Regions from separate parts of the Homo sapiens genome. Here all the other regions are linked to region 3. The links are chromatin contacts, found by Hi-C or POLR2A ChIA-PET in ENCODE. All regions are on one chromosome and are shown on one strand. Each heading gives the region's core, a stretch centred on a gene start or an enhancer-like site at or near the end of the contact. The rest is flanking DNA. Distances are from core to core; before and after follow the strand shown.

Region 1 (3,262 bases), core at 325-2,824, 930 kb before region 3:
TTTACTTAGTTTTTAATTTTTCCCAATTACCAGGCATGCTTCTGATTCACTAAAATGGTTAACAGGATAAAAAAGGAATGTTCCAAGTAAGTTGGTCAAGAGGAGGGCTAGATTCACAGCATTAAAAGCACCACGTTAAGCAAATATAGCAACATTATTATTTGTAAAAACAATCTAGGCGTGTTTATCCGGATTGTTACACAATTCCTTTGGGTTTTGTGTCTGAAAACCTTCTAAGTGTGGGAAAATGTAATACAAGCTATGCTCTACAATGCTGCCTAATTGCTTAAGCGCAGTACAGTCAGCATTTCTGGGCAAGGGAGACCCACCTCAAAGGCCATCCAAAAGTCATTGGACACTTAAGTTTCTTGGCTGACAGGTCCTAAATATGCAACAGCTTGCTTCCTTACAATGAGTCATTCCTGACCTCAGACCTTCTCAAAAATGGAGTAAAACTGTAATGTGCGGCCGGGCGCGGTGGCTCACACCTGTAATCCTAGCACTTAGGGAGGCCGAGGAAGGTGGATCATGAAGTCAAGAGATCGAGACCATCCTGGCCAACATGGTGAATCCCTGTCTCTATTGAAAATACAAAAATTAGCTGGGTGTGGTGTCGCGCCCCTGTAATCCCAGCTACTCGGGAGGCTGAAGCAGGAGAATCGCTTGAACCTGGGAAGCGGAGGTTGCAGTAAGCCAAGATCAAGCCACTGCACTCCAGCCTGGACAACAGAGCGAGACTCCGTTTAAAAAAAAAAAAGTATAAAGCGCGCTCTTTTAGAAGCCAGACAGACCTGGATACGAATGCTGTCATCTTAGGACCCACTTAACTTGCCTGAGCCCGTTTATCTGCAACAGAAGGGACCTATCTCAGGAAATTGTTAACTAAACAGTATTTTCCCAAAAATGGCCTAATTCAGTAGCCGGTGTGAGTAGACCCTCAGCACATAGCAGCTGACTGTCCCTATTTGCGCTGGGGCAACATGAAGAGCAGAGGCGACCCACCCTGCACTTACGATGATCTTAAGGAAGTAGTTGGACTTCCAGGTCGCCCTGTCTTCCCTGGGCATCACGGCGGTGCGTCAGGGATTGCCACGCAGGGTTTAAAGACGATGTCACTGAGGAGAGACAGGGAGCTCAGGCCTGGTCACGCCGACACCCATCCCGCGGTCCCGGGCCTAAGAGGAGCAGGACACGCGCAATCGCCCGCCGGCCCTGCCTAGGGCAGCGGCCGTCATCTCGGGGCGTGCAAGCCGCCACCGAGGCCCCAGGCGGAACAGAATAGGACTCCATGTTCCCAAAGGCCCCCAAAGACCCCTCCATGCTTCCCGCCGGCGACCCCTGGCGCCCATCTAACTAGCACACGAACCTTCCACGAGGACGCCTGGCGAGAGAAGGGCCTCGCGCCCGCGCGTGCCTTTTATAATGCGAACAAAGTAGCCAATCAGAAACCGCGGATAGCGCTCCTGTCTATTGGCTGCGCCATCGCCCGTCAGACAAAGCTGAACGAATACAGGCAACCATTGGATAATATCGCTGCCACTCCAGCCAACGGAAAGCCGCCTTTAAGTAGGGTCGCGAAGGAAGGCGCTGCCTCGCGTTGGAGGAGCTTGCTCTGAGCTGCTGCCACCTGCTGGGCTGGAGCTGGAGCTGGAGCTGCGAATTCGGAGTCCCGGTTCCCTGTGCCACCTGGCGAGCTCAGCAAACTAAAAGGTATGACGTGGAGCTGAGACATAATTGCACATGCTTAGAAACAGAATGGTTTCTCTTTTTTTTTTTTTTTTTGAGACGGAGTGTCGCTCTGTCGCCCAGGCTGGAGCGCAGTGGCGCCATCTCGGCTGACTGCAAGCTCCGCCTCCCGGGTTCACGCCATTCTCCTGCCTCAGCCTCCGGAGTAGCTGGGACTACAGGCGCCCGCCACCGTGCTCGGCTAATTTTTTTTTTGTATTTTTAGTAGAGACGGGGTTTCATCATGTTCTCCAGGATGGTCTCGATCTCCTGACCTCGTGATCTGCCCGCCTCGGCCTCCCAAAGTGCTGGGATTACAGGCGTGACCCGCCGCGCCCGGCCTCAGAATGGTCTCTCGTCTTCTCTAGTTTTTCCGCCTACCAAAACAGAGGGATCCTTTAAAACCTGGCCGGGCGCGGTGGCTCACGCCTATACTCCCAGCACTTCGGGAGGACGAGGCGGGTGGATCACCTGAGGTCAGGAGTTCGAGACTAGCCTGGCCAACATGGCAAAACCCCGTCTCTACTAAAAATACAAAAATTAGCCAGGTGGGGTGGCGCATGCCCGTAATCCCAGCTACTCAGGAGGCCGAGGCAGAAGAATCGCTTGAACCCGGGAGCTGTGAGCTCTGCAGTGAGCTAAGATCACACCATTGCACTCTAGCCTGGGTGACAGAGAGGGACTCCATCTCAAAAAAAAAAAAAAAAAAAAAAAAACCTAAGTCAGCTCATCTCCTTATCTGCTTAAAACTTTCCGTTTCCTACAGAGTAAAAATCTAAAACCTAAAGTACCTACAAGGCCCTTACCTATCTGTCCCTCACGCCCACTCTGATCATCTCAGATGTTTTCCTCCTCACTTACTTGCTTTCTACCCAGATGATGCTCTGCTGCTTTTCCAGAGCAGGCTTTACTTGGGGGCTTTTGCATTAGCCATTCCCTCTTCCTAGAAAACTAGCCAACAAACATCCATAGAATAATTCACCTCCATCAAATCTTTTTTTTTTTTTTTTTTTTTTTTTTTTTTTTTTGAGAAGCAGTCTCACTCCGTTGCCCAGGCTAGAGTGTAGTGGAGCAATCTCAGTTCATTGCAGACTTGACCTCCCAGGCTGAAGTGATCCTCCCACCTCAGCCTCCCAAGTAGCTAGGACTACAGGCACACACCACCACGCCAAGCTAATTTTTTGTACTTTTTGTATAGATGGGGTCTTGCCATGTTGCCTAGGCTGATGTCAAACTTCTGGGCTCAAGCAATCCTCCCACCCTGGCCTCCTAAATTGCTGGGATTACAAGAATGAGACACCTTGCCCAACCCTGAGATCTCTTTTTTTTTTTTTTTTTCACTGAAACCTATGGAATTATGTATTAAATGATCCCCAAAGAATCAGCTATTTCAAAATTAAAAATTATTACAAAGAGCTTCATACATCATGTTATATCCTATATCACACACCATAAAACTGTCAGAAGTAGGCCGGGTGCGGGGGCTCATGCCTGTAATCCCAGCACTTTGGGAGGCTGAGGTGGGCAGATCACGAGG
Region 2 (3,125 bases), core at 28-2,527, 760 kb after region 3:
GGTGTGTGCCACCACACCCGGCTAATATTTTATATTTTTGGTAGAGACAGGGTTTCACCATGTTGGCGAGGCTAGTCTCAAACTCCTGACCTCAAATGATCTGCTTGCCACAGCCTCCCAAAGTGCTGGGATTATAGGCATGAGCCACCACACCTGGCCCATTGCATTTAGTTGATGCACATCTTTAGTGTTCTTAAATCTAGGCAATTGCATATCCGCCTCCTTTCTCTGTCCCCCACCCCTTATTCCCCATGTGTATTTCACAACATTGACTTTTTTTGAAGTTTTCAGGCCAGTTGTTTTGAAGTATGTCCCTTCTTTTGGATATGTCTGTTTTCCAATGATTAGATTCAGGGCAAACATGTTTGAATACTACACAGATGACCGCTGAGCCCTTTTCAAGACAAAATATTAGAGGCACATGGTCAGATATCAAAGTTGATTGTTTAGGTAAGCTGGGTTGGAATTTTGGCCTCACATTTTGCTAGTTGGGTAAATTGGTTATTGAGACGGTTTTCTCAGCTGTCAAATTGGGATGTAATAATCTAGCTTCATGAGGTTGTTGAATTAATATATGTAAGGCATTTAGAACAGCGTCTGGCACATTATAAGTATCAATAAATAAACACTGTTACCGTTATTATTATCACTACGATTTTTAGAGGCCTTAACAGGAACATCCAGCACCTTCAACAGTATATGGCTCATAGGAATCATTCCATGAATATTTGTTAGCAGAAGGACAGCTCTATGAGATAGATTGCTATCAATTACTGCCCCATTTTACAGATGAGGAAACTGAGGCCCAGAGAAGCCAAGTAGTGACCTAGGGTCACACAGATTGCCGTTAAGTGGCAAGATACGGGGTGTGTACTCAGGCATATCGGATCTGTAAAGTGAGGGATAAGGAACCTTAATGTATTTTGTAAATCCTCCAGGGCTGTGTGGATGTGAAGAACTGAATTGGAGCGCCACGCAGCGGTTCTCTGGCGTACAGTATCCATCCATACAGTAGGCGCTCAATAAATGTCTGCTGCACGAATGAGAAAATGAGTCAGCTGGGGCGAGATCATCCCCTAGCGTTGGTGTGCAATTGCGTGGGGATCCATTGCTTCCGACGCTACTCCTGCCGGGTCACCACAGGCGCACGTGTTCCGGCAGGGCGCGGCTTCCGGTGACCCAGCTCCGCCCTAAGCCCCATCCCAAGCCCCGCCCCTTGACTGTTCTCGCGTTCGCGGACGGCTGTGGTGTTTTGGCGCATGGGCGGAGCCGTAGTTACGGTCGACTGGGGCGTCGTCCCTAGCCCGGGAGCCGGGTCTCTGGAGTCGCGGCCCGGGGTTCACGATGTCCGACGAGGAAGCGAGGCAGAGCGGAGGCTCCTCGCAGGCCGGCGTCGTGACTGTCAGCGACGTCCAGGAGCTGATGCGGCGCAAGGAGGAGATAGAAGCGCAGATCAAGGCCAACTATGACGTGCTGGAAAGCGTGAGTGTGGGTTCGGGGCGCCCCAAGTCGCCTAACCCGGCCCGGAGTCCCTGGGGTACTGGGATGCCAGGGCGGCCTCAGTTTGGGCGCTCCGCAACGGATCTCCCTGGGAGGCCCAAGGCGCCGCAAGTGCGGCCTCTGTCGGCACAAGAAGGCAGGCAAAGAACTTTAGCAACTGAAGAGTTAGCCATATTGATATCCAGCAAGAGTTTGTGGAGCCCTGCTGTGTGCTAGGCGCTGGTTTAAGTGCTGTGCATTGTTGAGTTAATTTAATCTTTGCAACAACCCTTTGAGGTGGATGCTGTTACTCTTTCCATTTTAGGGAGGGGGAAACAGGTGTTACTTGGTGATTAAACAGCTGTCATGTGCCTCGCTGACTGCCTTATCTTAATTTTGTACTTTTTGTAAAGACAGAGTCTCACTGTGTTGCCCAGGTTGGTATCGAACTCATGGCCTCAAGCGATCCTTCCACCTCGGCCTTTCAAAGTGCTGGGATTACAGGCGTGAGCTACTGCACCCGGCATTTGCTGATTGTATCGTGAATTCTTAAACTTCAGTGTGTATATGAATTACCTGGGGATCTTATTAAAATGCAGATTTTGTTTGAGGCAAGGGAGCAGATTCTGCATTTGTAGCAAACTCCCAGCAATGCTGATGCTAGTGGTCTAAGGACCGAACTTTGAGTTACAAATAAGGCTCATCATCCTTATTGCATAAGGAGGAAACTGAGGCCCAGAGTGGGGCAAACGCCTATCTAAGGTCATGTAGTTCGGAAGTGGCAGTGGTGGGTCTGGCTCAAAAGCTGATGCAGGTTTTCTTATGCCATCTAGTGTAAAATCACAGATCAGTTTGCAGAGGAAGATGCAATTAATTATGCCCAAGTAGGGTGGGATGGAATGCATTTTAGGTGATGTAAGATGAAGTTTCTTTTTTTTTTGTCTGAGACGGAGTCTTGCTTTGTCACCCAGGCTGGAGTGCAGTGGCTCAATCTCGGCTCACTGCAGCCTCTGCCTCCTGGGTTCAAGTGATTCTCCTGCCTCAGCCTCCCGAGTAGTAGGGATTACAGGCGAGCGCCAGTACGCCAGGCTAATTTTTTATTTTAAGTAAAAGCAGGGTTTCACCATGTTGGTCAGGCCGGTGTTGGATTCCTGACCTCAGGTGATCCGCCCACCTTGGCCTCCCCAAGTGCTGGGATTACAGGCGTGAGCCACCGCGTCCGGCCATAAGATGAAGTTTCATACGGAGGGCCAGAGAACCATTTTACTGGGTGCTGACTATATGCTCAAAGTGGGATTCAGACTTCAGGTCTGTTACATTCAGAACCTGTGCTTTCAAGCAAATTACCAGCAATTTCTCAAACTTTAGTTTACTTTCTACCACATGCAGTATACTATATGCATATACCACTTGTGTTATTCCTTTGATATTTTTATTTAAATAGATCTACTTTTAATCTTATATAAATGTATTATTATTGTTATTATTATTATTGAGACAGGGTCTCGCTCTGTTGCCCAGGCTGGAGTTCAGTGGCACCATCTTGGTTCACTGCAGCCTCAATCTCCTGGTGTCAAGCAATCCTCCCACCTCAGCCTCCCAAGTAGCTGAGACTGCAGGTACGTGCCACCACGCCCAGCTAATTT
Region 3 (3,068 bases), core at 438-2,937:
TTTCTTTGCAACTGACACAAAGTAGGGAAAGGACTCAGTTTACCCATGGCAGTTCTATCACATTTTAAATAGTTACACACCTTTGCAAATCTGTAAAGTTTGAGTACATTTTCCTGTCTCCTCTGACCTCCCCTGAACGAGCAGCCAATTGTTTAAAGATCCTATTTGGAGAAATTTCTTTCTCCCCTGATTTAAATGCTTTTATTGCACACTAAGTTCCTACTCTTTTTTTTTTTTTTTTCATTATTGCATACAGAGTCTCACTCTGTGGCCCAGGCTGGAGTACAGTGACATAATCTTGGCTCACTGCAGCCTTGACCTTCCAGGGTCAAGGGATCCTCCCATTTCAGCCTTTCGAGAAGCTGGAACTACAGGTGTGCACTCCCGCAACTGGCTAATTTTTTTATTTTTTGTAGAGACAGGGTTTTGCCATGTTGCCCAGGCTGGTCCCAAACTTCTGGGCTCAAGCAATCCTCCTGCTTTGGCCTCTCAAAGTGCTGAGACTACAGGTATGAGCCACCGCACCCGGTCTGCACCTATCTTTGTGTTTAATACGTGACTCCACCCTGTTCCAATAATGTGTCTGTCAGTTCCCTTACTAGAGCTGCTTTAATTACACAGATTTACCATCGCTCTTAATATCTCCGTGGTCACCGGTTTATTTGTGAAGTGTTCACCCCATGGCCTCTGGGGACTCACTGTCTTTCGGCTTTCCTCTCCTCCCTACTCTGCCTCAGCTTAGTCTCCTTGGTGTTGGTGTCCTTCAGGGATCTGTCTTCGGTCCCCCTCCATGTCACTCTACCCTCTCCCTGGGCAGACCCCTGGCTCCACTCTTGCCCCTTCCGCCCATTTTCCATGGTGCAGCTAGAGTGCTCTGACTGAGCTGCAAATGAGACCATGCACACCCGTTTATAAACCCACCTATTGTTCTCAGGGTAAATTCCAGACAGACTCTTTAACACCAGAACATAAGGCTGGACGAGATTCAGGTCCAAGTAGTTTGTTTGGGAGGCGACCCAGGAAGAGGAGTGGGGAAGTGAGACAGGAAAGGGAAGGCAGTCAACACAGGAAGCATTAAAGAGTAGGTCAGGAGGCCGGACGCAGTGGCTCACACCTCTAATCCCAGCCCTTTGGGAGGCTGAGGCGGGCGGATCACCTGAGGTCGGCAGTTCTAGACCAGCTAGGGCAACATAGTGAAACTCCAACTCTACTAAAAATACAAAAATTAGCCGGGAGTGGTGGCACGCGCCTGTAGTCTTAGCTACTAGCGAGGCTGAGGCAGGAGAATCGCTTGAACCCGGGAGGCGGAGGTTGCAGTGAGCCGAGATCGTGCCACTGCACTCCAGCCTGGGCGACAGAGCAAGACACTGGAAATAAATAAAACTAATTAATTAATTAAAGAGCAGGTCACGGCTGTGGGCATCTGGGCTCAGACCCCCTCAGGCCCTCTGGAGACTGCCTAGACTTGTCTCAGAGTTGTCCCACCTGGGGGAGGAACGGGTATTTAACCAGCAGTCCCTCAGCCTTGGAGCCTCTATTCTCTGAGAGTCACATTCTCATTCTCTCTCTCCCTCTCTCTCTCTCTCTTCCCACCCCCCTTCTCTCTCTCTCTCTCTCCCGCCATCTTCCTTTCTTTCCTCCCTCCCTTCTCCCCCAACGGAGGTTGGCCCTTGACGCCCTGTGTGATTATGGCCCCGCCCACAGCCATAGCTGATTGGACCAGGGATAAAGAATTAGGCCAATCAGATTCATTCCCCTTGAGTTCTGGAACTGGGCAGGGGATCTGGGCTTGCATTTGAACTGTGGAACCTAACTTGGAGAGCATTGCTGAACCACGTGCCCTGGGAGAAACAGAGGAAGCCAGTGTTTAGAGAGACTCGCAATGGGCACACAGAGACAAACAGAGGCGGGCTTCAGACAAACTGAAAGAGCAACCTCAGCACAGGACAGTTTGGTTTCTGATTCTATTAATAGGTTCTCATGAGGTTGGGCACATTTCCTGCACTTGCAGTCTGTGAGATAAGTGTTTCCTCAAAAAAAAAAACTCCCTTTTCTGCTGAAGAATGTCACTTGATTTTCTGTAAATTGTAAACACACCCACACACTCACAAGACTAAGAAATCCACCGTTCAATCCCCAATTTTTTTTTTTTTGGTAACTTTATATTCCTTCCATCACGAGGTCAGAACATTTCATTGCTGCTGTGAGACTCTCCAGAGTTCTCATTAAAGAGTTCAAGACAATGGCTGTTCCGTTAGCCTCGATCTCTGAGTGATTACAGAGAGCTGAGCCATCTGGGAGACCCATGATGGACATATAGTGTGAGTGAGAATTAATTCATCACTGCTATAAGCCATGAGACACTGAGAGTGCTTTGTTATTGCAGCATAACCTGTCCTATCCTGATAGAATCATAAGAAGTGCTGAGAGACAATTTGCTGGAACTGATATTTACAGGGAGAAGAGAGCCAGAGAAAGATAAGACAAAGATTGGATGCAGTGGCTTATGCCTGTAACCCCAGCACTTTGGAAGGCTGAGTCAGGAGGATCACTTGAAGCCAGGAGTTCGAGACCAGCCTGGGCAGCATAGCAAGACCCTATCTCTACAAAATTAAAAAAAAAATTAACGAGGCTTGGTGGCATGTGCCTGTGGTCCCAGCTACTCAGGAGGCTGTGGTAGGGGGATCACTGGAGCCCAGAAGTTTGAAGCTGCAGTGAGCCATGATTGCGCCACTGCACTCCAGCCTGGACGACAGAGCAAGACCCAGTCTCTAAAATAAATTAATTAAATTAATTTTTTAAAAAGAAAGATAAGATAAAGAGTCATAGAAGTACAAATGAGAAACCAGGAGAACATGGGACCCAGGAAAGTCATGGAAACCAAGGGAAAATACTGGTCCAAGATGCAGAAAGTAGCCAGTGATGTTGAATGCATCCAAGAGATCAAGTAACATAAGGAATAAAATATATCCACCCAGTCTGGCAACTGAGAAGTCTTTGGTAACCTCTTTGAGAACAGAATCCATGGAGTGGAGGAGGTAGCAGTGATGAAATAGCGGACAAGGGCT
Region 4 (3,239 bases), core at 740-3,239, 670 kb after region 3:
TCTTCCTTTCCCTCACCCACCAGCTCCCCCCAACCCCCAACACCAAAGACGAGAAAAACAGGGCTGTTTTTCTTCAAATAGATCGATTTTCAAAGAAAGTGTACAAGCTACGGGGAAGAAAGCTGACTAGCATTTAGTGCTGTAAACATTTTCAAAAGCATAAAGCTAGAACCTTAGCTTTATAAAGCAAGATCGTCTCAAGCATCTTAACTGGCTTATATTAGACAAGAGAGACAAAGACATACATGCAGATGAAGGTTCGGAAAATTAAGGACATCTCAGCAACATTAACATCAAAACTGTACTGCGTCAGGACAGAATGGATTGGGTACTTACAATGTAAAAGGTTTTTTAAAAACTAAAAGAGTAACAACTGCTCACAATTTTTTGTTGCTGCCATTTCGCTAGTCCTAAAGCTATATACATTTAAAACATTACCTTGTTAAAAAGAGAGAAGGAGTTAATAAGATGGCCAGGTTTAAGTGTTTAATAGAGGAAACTAGATATATTTAAAAATTTATTGTTCAGTCAAGAGAATACAGATTAAGACAGCTCCAAGCTCCCCCCACCCACCCATAGAACAAAAAGAGGAAAAAAAATATGTCATTTACTTAGGTTTTTTTGGAATTCAAAACTGTTAACTGCTGACATGAATGGTGTGCTATGACCTAGTTATACAAGACAAAGATGGATTCCAAGTCATAAGGAAAAATCCAGATCTTTTTAAAAAGTCTTCTCCAGTCTTCCAACTGTGAGTCCTTGGGCCTGTTGACAAATGTTAAACACACTGAGACGTCCTGAACTGGATGGTAGAGTCAAAGGAAAAACATTCCCCATTTGCAACAAAGGAAAAACCCACTTGGCCATTTAATTCCATTGCAGAAAAATGGCTTCCCTCATCTGTTGGCCTCTCCTTCGTGTCTGATGAAGGATGTTTTGAGATCAGCGTCTAATAACTCAAGCCCTATAGAAGCCGCGCGCTGATTGGCTGCCGCGCCCTGCCGCCCTGCTCCAGCCAATTACCTACCCACGGCCAAATTACAAACCCCGAAAAGAGCCCCAATATGAGCTACACCAGCTCCGAGCCCCGGCGAGGCGGCTCCTGCGCCTCGGCCGCCAGAGAGGAGCGGCAGAGGGGGCTGCAAACGCGTCCTCGCGAAGCCCGGGAGCCTCGGAGTTGAACTCACAAAATGGAAGCCGCGCGCTGATTGGCCGCCGCCACTCCCGGACCTTTAATAAAGAAAGGGGAAGGAAAAGATAAATGCAAAAAAGGGGGACTCTCTCCTCCGCGGGTGGCTGGAGGAAGGGGGGGAAGCATGTGTTCAGGACAATTACAGGGCGCTCCCCTCCAAAAATAAAAACAGAAGAAGGCGTCTATCGCCCAGGTCCAGGCGAGGGCTGCATCCTCCCAGGAATGCGAATGCTAACGTGGTGAACCCTGGTCTCCCTTCCCCAGCTCAGCTCCGGGGAGGGGGTCGCGGGCCGCAGGAGGAAGCCGGAGCGCAGATACCTCGATTGCAACTCCTCTGAGTCGACGCCGGCCTCCCCCCGCGGCTCCCAGCGTCCACACACACCCTCGGCCCCCCAGACCCCAGCCATCTCCCCGGGCCCCGCGCGCCCGCCTCCGGCCCGGGCAGTTTGGAAACAGTTTTGCAGGCCCGGGACGCACGCCGCGGCGGTCGCGGCTCTGAGGGTAGTCCCGGCCGCGGGAGGTAGAGCCCGGGGAGACCCCCTCCCCCGCCAGCCAAGACCCCCACCCCAGTCCCAGAAAAATAAATAAATTAAAAGGCCTTCCCCCGGGGAGGGGGAGGCAGTGTGGGAGCGCGCGAGTGAGGGGTGGGGGGCCGCTGGGGCCCGGGGCTTTGGCGGCGCAGCTGCCGCCGCCGGGAGAGTGCCTGGGGAAGCGGCGAGGAAGGAGAGGGGAGGAGGAAGAGGAGGAGGAGGAGGAAGAGGAGGAGGGTGAGCGCTCGGGTCGGGCTCCTTAGCGGTGTATTGTGGGATGTGCGGCTACTGGGAGCCGAGCCTCCGCCGCCAGCCGCCTCCCGGGCAGCAGCAGCAGCAGCGGCGGCGGCAGCGGCAGCAGCTCCGGGCCCGGCAGCCGCGGCGGCGGCGCCCCCCCTTCCTGGCCCCCGGTCCGGCCGCCCCGGCCTCGGCTCCCTCGGGGGACACCATGTACTGGCTGGCGGCGCAGGGAGGCCGGCGCCCGGCGGGGATGTAAGCGCGGCTCGGGGAGGGAGAGGCCGCGGCCGGCAGCCGGGCGGCCCAAGCCCCCGGCCCCGGCCCTGGCCCGAGCGGGCGAGCGGGCGGGCGGGCGGCGGCGCCGCCAGGCCCTGCCGCCAGCCTCGCGCCAGAGCCGGGCCGAGCTAGCGGGTGAGCGCCACGCCGGGCGGCCGGGCGGGCACCATGGGCCGGAGTCCGCGTCCTCCGGGCGCCCCGGGCCCCGCCAGCCCGCCCAGGGGACCCCCGGGAGCCCCTCGCTGCCGCCCCGAGACGGTGGCCGAGCGGGCGGGCGCGTAATTCTCCCGGAAGGGTTATTCTCTCGCTCCATTCTTGTTTTGGGGGGAGCCAGCGAGACAGCTCCTTTCGGGGCGCGCTGGCAAGGTGGGAGGGGGTGGGGGCCTGCCGATTGGATTCTTTCGCGTGTGTGTAGAAGCGGCCGCCGCCGCCGCCGCGGCGGAGACGACAACAACTTGCTGGTTTTCAGGTTGGGTTAACGGCATGGAGAACAGTCACCCCCCCCACCACCACCACCAGCAGCCCCCGCCGCAGCCCGGCCCTTCGGGCGAGAGGAGGAACCACCATTGGAGAAGTTACAAGTTGATGATTGACCCGGCTCTGAAAAAGGGGCATCATAAACTGTACCGCTACGATGGGCAGCATTTCAGCCTGGCGGTGAGTAGCCGGCGCGCCCCCCCAGCCGTGCCCCGCGTCGTGTCCGGGGAGACGCGCCTAGCGGCCAGGGACCCCCCGCCCGATCCCCCGGCCAACTGTCAGACGGGGCCCCAGCCCTGGAGTTTGACAAGTGCCTCGAGAAAGGGGTCTGCCCATGGGGAGGGGGACCAGTTCTCTCATCCCGGCCCCCCAATTTCTCCCCACAGATGTCCAGCAACCGCCCGGTGGAAATTGTCGAAGATCCCCGGGTCGTCGGGATCTGGACCAAAAACAAGGAGCTGGAGCTGTCGGTGCCCAAATTCAAGGTAGGACCCCTCCCCACTGCCCCGCCGTCCCTCCCCCACCTC

Evidence for each region. Hi-C counts contacts between places; a loop is a spot of excess contacts on that map. ChIA-PET counts read pairs that join two places held with the same protein, here RNA polymerase II (POLR2A). Pooled maps may share reads with other maps.
Region 1: a pooled map shows a loop between it and region 3 (8-fold over the local background). The contact joins the promoter of PXN-AS1 here to the enhancer-like site in region 3. A Hi-C loop is called at or near these places in 5 of 50 pooled maps. POLR2A ChIA-PET finds 5 or more read pairs at or near these places in 2 of 52 experiments (WTC11 and activated CD4-positive, alpha-beta memory T cell).
Region 2: a loop to region 3 is called in a pooled map, with 6 times the contacts of the local background. The contact joins the promoter of PSMD9 here to the enhancer-like site in region 3. A Hi-C loop is called at or near these places in 6 of 50 pooled maps. POLR2A ChIA-PET finds 5 or more read pairs at or near these places in 2 of 52 experiments (B cell and activated naive CD4-positive, alpha-beta T cell).
Region 4: a pooled map shows a loop between it and region 3 (4-fold over the local background). The contact joins the promoter of SETD1B here to the enhancer-like site in region 3. A Hi-C loop is called at or near these places in 5 of 50 pooled maps. POLR2A ChIA-PET finds 5 or more read pairs at or near these places in 2 of 52 experiments (A549 and IMR-90).

The regions. Positions count from the first base shown.
Region 1 is chr12:120,199,717-120,202,978 of GRCh38, forward strand. PXN-AS1 (PXN antisense RNA 1) reads left to right here and starts at 1,575. Exons shown (of 4, transcript NR_038924.1): 1 at 1,575-1,710. RPLP0 (ribosomal protein lateral stalk subunit P0) reads right to left here and starts at 1,395. Exons shown (of 8, transcript NM_001002.4): 1 at 1,367-1,395; 2 at 1,014-1,115. The coding sequence starts at 1,067. RefSeq lists enhancers at 1-40, 1,081-1,150, 1,551-1,910.
Region 2 is chr12:121,887,513-121,890,637 of GRCh38, forward strand. It overlaps PSMD9 (proteasome 26S subunit, non-ATPase 9), which reads left to right and starts at 1,278. Exons shown (of 6, transcript NM_002813.7): 1 at 1,278-1,482. The coding sequence starts at 1,345. It also overlaps a transcript of HPD not described here. RefSeq lists enhancers at 935-1,548, 1,182-1,581, 1,549-2,162.
Region 3 is chr12:121,127,389-121,130,456 of GRCh38, forward strand. The region is part of intron 2 of LOC105370032 (a long non-coding RNA gene); the gene reads right to left. Among named protein-coding and RNA genes, the nearest start is that of P2RX7, 4.0 kb to the right of the region's middle. RefSeq lists an enhancer at 1,598-1,892. Within about 2 kb of position 1,688, at least 29 of the 41 ENCODE cell types and tissues checked have a DNase peak (open chromatin) inside an H3K27ac peak, as active enhancers do; they include B cell, where a contact is called at or near this core.
Region 4 is chr12:121,802,020-121,805,258 of GRCh38, forward strand. SETD1B (SET domain containing 1B, histone lysine methyltransferase) reads left to right here and starts at 1,990. Exons shown (of 17, transcript NM_001353345.2): 1 at 1,990-2,214; 2 at 2,705-2,892; 3 at 3,099-3,197. The coding sequence starts at 2,719. LINC01089 (long intergenic non-protein coding RNA 1089) reads right to left here and starts at 927. Exons shown (of 4, transcript NR_152740.1): 1 at 612-927. RefSeq lists silencers at 1,535-1,784, 2,055-2,184, 2,225-2,284.